Regions from separate parts of the Mus musculus genome. Here region 1 is linked to region 2. A link is a loop called in an ENCODE intact Hi-C map of the cell type or tissue named here. Cell type or tissue: left cerebral cortex. All regions are shown on one strand. Each heading gives the region's core, and the rest is flanking DNA. Links, peaks and the distances in the headings are about the cores only.

Region 1 (2,906 bases), core at 257-2,756, 170 kb after region 2:
TGTGGCATGTGTGTTGTGTGTGTGTTTCAGGCAAACTGCTGCAGACTGTAAGAACTACAAGCTGAGGAACACTAGCTTGAGGATTTTGGCTAATTTTATTTATGCACTTAGAGCCCAAGACAGACTTTTCCCAAGTGTGTGTGGCAATTGAGGTAGAAAGTCACGCTCCCTCAGATACATTCATTATTGGCAGGGACACCGTCACAACAGAATGATCTGTTCAGCACAGTGATTAGACTGATTGCTCATTGCAGTGGTCTGGCACAGGGTCTGGCCAATGTGGAGACTCAAGCAACACCGTTAAACTGGCTTAGCTGTGCCTGGGGCAGTGGAATATTGGTGTGGTATCACTTCCGGAGACTTTTTTTGAATGTGAGCATGGGGCACTTGTACTTTGAAAGCTGACTTTGTCTTCCTCCCTCTGCTCTACACATTCTCTTCTTTCCACTAGACACACACACTCTCACACACACTCACATATACACACTCACACACACATACACATACTCACTCACACACATTCACACACATACACACTTACATACATACACACTCTACACACACACTCTCACACACCCACATATTCACATACACTCACACACATACACACTCATACATACCACACATATGCATACACACATACACATATACTCATACACTCACACATATATATGTACCCATATATGTGTGTGCATGCATGCACATGCTTGCACACGCATGCACACACATGCTTGCACACGCATGCACACACACACACACACACATTCACACAGGACAGAAGCATCACTCAGGGGATGGAGATGGCTGTAGCTGTAATTATGTTTCCTAAGGAAGAAAGCTATTCCAGCACTTCTCTGTTGGTAGGTTCGACTGTTCCCATAGCCTGTGCCTGTCCTATCACCACACCCTCCAGTCCTGTACTTTGTCTTGTCTCCTTTAATTGAAGCTGAGGAGCTGGGACTGCTATAAGCAAAGAGCAGTGAATGGCTGCAACTGAGTAATGTGAGCAGATTAAAGACATTAACAAAGAGCCACTGGTTTTAACCACAGCCCCTGGCTCTAGTTACTGCTTGCTACATTAAGAGCATTAAATGAATAATTATCCTGCTTCCAAGACTTGCAATTGGAAAGGTCTGATGTCATTTTAATCCAAAGATTTAAATAATTGCTTTTGAAGCCAAGAAACAGGCTCTTGCCTACCTAAAGGTTTAGGTACCGTAGTGGAGAATTCTAGAATTGGTTCTTAAGAAGAAAAGCCTCTCTGCCCCTCCCTACCTGATCCTGTATAAAACTCACTCAGCAGTGTCCTGTAAACTGACAAATCCCCAGCTAGCAGAGCCATGAGCTCTGGGATGTGTCAGCACTGGGTCGGATGTAGGCCTGCGAGTGCAGCCTCACTGTTCCTCAGAGCAGTGAAGAACACTGAGGAAGAGAGCTTGGAGGAGGCAGTGCTTTTAGTGCTGCAGTGTGACAGTTCTGATTCCCTGGGGAGGAATGGTCATGGCCATTGCTGCCCCTCGAGCAGCCATCTAGTCCCTGCTGCTGAAAACTGCCCAGGCAGTGGGCACTCTTTCCTGCGCAGCCAAAAACTGCTGGAAGTTTTTGAGTTGAGGAAAACTCTTGCCATAAACCTTTTGGTCCCTCAAAGTCACTGTCGTGGTGGACTGAGGGTGCACGTTGGAAACAGTCTCCAGTATTCCTGGGACTGACTCATAGGGCAACCCTTCAAAAATGCCCAGAAGAAAGGCAGGAGAAAGACCACAAACTCCAGACACTCACCCCCTTATCTCAGCTCATTCCTGGAACACTTTGCCACGGAGGCCTGTGGGGCTGGCCGGTAACAGCAGAGAACCCGTAAAAACATCAGATACAATGTATATCTGCTGTTCCTGTCACTAGGGAATCTGAGGCGGGAAGATCCAATGTACCCATGAGATAACATAATGAGATCCCCATCTCCAAAAAAACTGATACAAAGAAACTAACAAGCCTTCATTGAGCCAAGGATCCATGAAACCAAGTATCCACTGAGACAAGGACCCACTGAGACAAGGACCTTCACCTCCCACCCTCACTGTGCTCTCTATGGCACTGACCCACTGGGGCTTTCCTCAGCTCACCGATGTAGCTAGGGACCGGAAACAGCCTGTAGGGATCCTCTAGGTGGCCCAAAGGTAGAGAACCCCTTTACTGTCTGCTAAGACATGGAGACAAGTGCAGCGTACGTAAGGTGCGGCAGTCATGTCATCTCTCAGATGTGAACAGTCAGGGCTTCACCTTCCCCAGCAGAACCACTAAGCTGCAGACATTGCGAGAAGGGAGGAGATAAAAAAGGAACGGAACCGAATTTCCAAATATGCACTGTAAGAATTTATGGAAATCAGAGAACCTTTTCGTTTTTCTTTTTCAGGGATGAAAACTAAATTTACCTTGGGAAAGGGGGGAGTTCTGCGGGAAGGAGGCTGAGGCAAATTCTCTTCACAGACTTCTTTTCCCACGCAGACTCCCACGTGGCTCTCACTGGGGCCCTTCAGTCTGAAAACCAAGGCAACCATTTTCTTAGCAACCAGGGAGCCAGTCTGATACCCAACCAAACCACCCCTCCCTAAAATAAAGTCATTGCCATGGGCCACACCAGCTGGCTGGAGAAGGGGAAGCAAGCCGGTTGACACCCCCTTCTAGAGGAAGCATTGGAAATTTTTGTGTATTTTGTTTTTATTTGTTTGCTTACTTGATTGATGGTGGGGTTTGCTTTTATAGAAATCAGGGCTTATTATGCAATCCAAACTAGTGCAGTCATTTAGCCCAGGCTGGCCTCAAATTAATAATTAGTCTCCTGTATGTTCGGTTTATAGGCGTGCCCAGCTTTGGGGAGGATTTCATTTTTATTTTATTGGTGTCACTGG
Region 2 (2,906 bases), core at 96-2,595:
AATCTTGGGTGCTTGGGATCAAACACCATCTTCAAGAAGAACAGCCAGTGCTTTTGACTTCTGAGCCATCTCTCTGGCCCCAGGAGGCTGATGACTGGTGGGGGCCAGCTGAGTAAACCTTCCATAGGGGTCCCTGGATCATGTTTGTCCTATGCTCTTGGCCAAGGGGAAGTCAGTAGATTCAATGGCCCCGGTCCTGACGATGCCCGTTAGAAGCCTTCATTTCCTTCCCAGGGATCTAGTTCTCTGTTCAGTAGAATGGAGGAGTTGTGGGTACATGGCTTCTAAGCTCTCTCACAGCCAACATTTCTTGAATCTAGACAGAGGGAAGACATCCTTCTGCAGGCTCAATTCTGGGGGCCAGAAGCCATAAAAGTTAGACATGGGACCAAGGAGTTGGGTTAGAGGACCAGAGAAACAACCAGAAGGGTCTGGGAAGACTGGAGTCTGGGAATCCAGCAGCTGAGAGCCTGCAATAATGCTATCAGGTGTGTGTGTGTGTGTGTGTGTGTGTGTGTGTGTGTGTGTGTGTGTAGGGAGACTTTCTTTCGGTCCTGAGGCCCTCAGAACCTCTAAAAGAGGCCATTTAGTGCCTGTGTGTCTCCTAGCACTGACATATTGGTGTTGATAACAAAATAAAGGGTGTGTGACCTTCAACCTCTTGTCTGGAGAATACAGCTTCCTATTATCACAGGACAATAGACTCAGGCTTTAAAGAGATAGTAGAAACCTCTGACCAGAGGAAACCTGTATTATGGCACCGTGGAAAGAGACCCAACCCACAGTCATTACACCGACCCTGCAGGTGAAACGCATCCCTAGAATCAGAGTCTATCCCACTAGCAAAGCCCTGACCAAGAAGGGTGAGAATGAACACCATAAAAGAACTAGAAATTGGCCTCCCTGACTCCTGGCCCGCTGTGCACACTGTGGCTGTCTCAGCAGCCACCCTGACTCCTGACCCACTGTGTGCACTGTGCCCATCTCAGCAGCCACCCTGACTCCTGACCCACTGTGTGCACTGTGCCCATCTCAGCAGCCACCCTGACTCCTGACCCACTGTGTGCACTGTGCCCATCTCAGCAGCCGCCCTGACTCCTGACCCACTGTGTGCACCATGCCTGACTCAGCAGCTGCTCTCTGAGAAAGGGAAGGTGGCACCTACCTGCCTACAGTCCTGCATACTCTTTAGCTGTCCCTGTAAGGCAGCCACTCTCCTTTCTACAGCTCAACTCCCAGCCCGTCACCCACATCTCCCCTTGCGCAGGCCAAATGCACCAGCTGCGTCATATGTAGGGAAAAGTGTGGCCTCATGCTCTTCAACCCCAGCTCCTGGTCTCCCCTGGCTGCTGCCCAGGCTGAATCTCTAGTCCCTGCTTGCAGGACCCCCAGCTCCACCTCCTCCCCGTACTCCTCCCAGGACTGACAAGGCACGGGAATGCTTTTGGCTAGATGTGGTTTCAAATAAAACCATTTGTGGAGCTCTGTGTAGGAGGCATAATTATTCCTATTTTATGGATGAAAGCACTGAGGGTCCAGATGCCGAGTAATTTCCCTGAAATCGCACATCTACGGAGTGGGCTGATCTGTCTTCAAGGCCCTGCCACCCTGAACCAGAGAAGCGGTTCAACAGTTAGGAGCACTGGCTGCTCTTGCAGAGGACCTGGGGTGGGGTTCCTAGCACCCATATGGCTCGTAACTGTAAGTCCAGTTCCAGGGGATCCGGCATACATACAGTGCACAGACACATAGCATAAAATAAAACCGTTTATGAAGCTCCTCTGACCTCTCAGAGCCTCCAGAGGAGCTTTCCTTGTTTCTAACCCTGTCTCCCCACTCACAGGGTTTCTTCTTGCTTTAATTCCTGCAATACCAGGAAAACAACTATTTTTTCATTATCCAAATATACAATTATTTCATAGTATTAAATATGCTTTCCCTCACTCTGCCTCCTGCTCCCTCCCTGCCCCTGCCAAGGAGTCTGCCAGGCATTCCCAGAATTGTTTCTCACCACCTCCTCGGCAGGCAGCTCAGCTCCAGAGGGCGGGAGCTGCTTCAGCGCCTCAGGGTAGGAAGCACAGGAGCCTCTGTCACAATCAGAACCTGCTCAGCCCCAGGAGGGGACACAGGCCCTGTGGCTTCCCTGCCTTGCCGGCTCTCTGCGTTAGAGAGCATCCGCGGTCCCCAGAGAGAAGTTCATTCTGGAAAGACAGCATCCCATTTGGCCTATTCTGGAGGGCAGCCATGGGCCCGGCTCCCTTGTCAGAGCTCTCCTTCATGCAGAAGACCCTTGAAATGGAGAGTTCTGTTTCCTTCTTAAAGATGAGAGCACTCAGGGCCAGTGGGCTACTCAGTGTTGTTCCTCCTGTCCCTTGAGGCTTCTTGACAGGCTTTCCAGTTCTCAGAACACAGACATTTAACCCGCCCGACTTTGAGGCCCGATCTACTAGTGGCTATTTTAGCTTAAAGATACACAGTGGGCTTGGCAATTCATAAAGGAGGATTATAAGTCTGAGGCTAACCTGGGCTACATGACTTCAGGCTAACCTAAGATACAGAGTGAGACCTTTCAAGAAGAGAGAGGCGGTGAATGTAGTTCAGTTGGTAGAGCCTGGCTTATACGGAGCCCTGGGTTGAATCCTAGTACTGTATAATCTGACTGTTAGTGCCACAGGAAACTACAGTTCCACAAATTCCAAAAGGTGGTCCTGGACTAGAGGAAAATGATTGTCAGTTAGATAAAAGCCAGTATTCCTCAGGAACTTTCCAAGCCAGTTCCTCTCTACAAAAGGAGCCATTTTCCCTCACCTTTGCAGGAAGGGACAAACATCTTCGGTGGTACCTATTAACAATAGGTGGTACCTATTAACAAAGCACAGGCTGACCTCCAGGATCCCTCAGTGTCA

Evidence for each region. Hi-C counts contacts between places; a loop is a spot of excess contacts. Peaks named below come from ENCODE experiments on the same cell type or tissue, not always from the same donor. Only the 100,000 strongest peaks of a DNase experiment are listed, where the experiment ranks them.
Region 1: a loop joins it to region 2, with 4 times the contacts of the local background. A loop is called at or near these places in 7 of 42 quality-filtered maps.

What each region holds. Positions count from the first base shown.
Region 1 is chr15:101,003,421-101,006,326 of GRCm38, forward strand. All of the region lies in intron 12 of Scn8a (sodium channel, voltage-gated, type VIII, alpha), which reads left to right. Among named protein-coding and RNA genes, the nearest start is that of Fignl2, 50 kb to the right of the region's middle. In left cerebral cortex, for the core only: no CTCF peak of the experiment used is centred there; DNase peaks (open chromatin) are centred at 1,276, 1,904 and 2,477; H3K27ac peaks cover 1,570 bases.
Region 2 is chr15:100,830,939-100,833,844 of GRCm38, forward strand. Gm35569 (a long non-coding RNA gene) reads right to left here. Exons shown (of 2, transcript XR_384456.4): 1 at 1-2,906. Among named protein-coding and RNA genes, the nearest start is that of Gm35569, 1.6 kb to the right of the region's middle. In left cerebral cortex, for the core only: no CTCF peak of the experiment used is centred there; DNase peaks (open chromatin) are centred at 1,422 and 2,027; H3K27ac peaks cover 2,257 bases.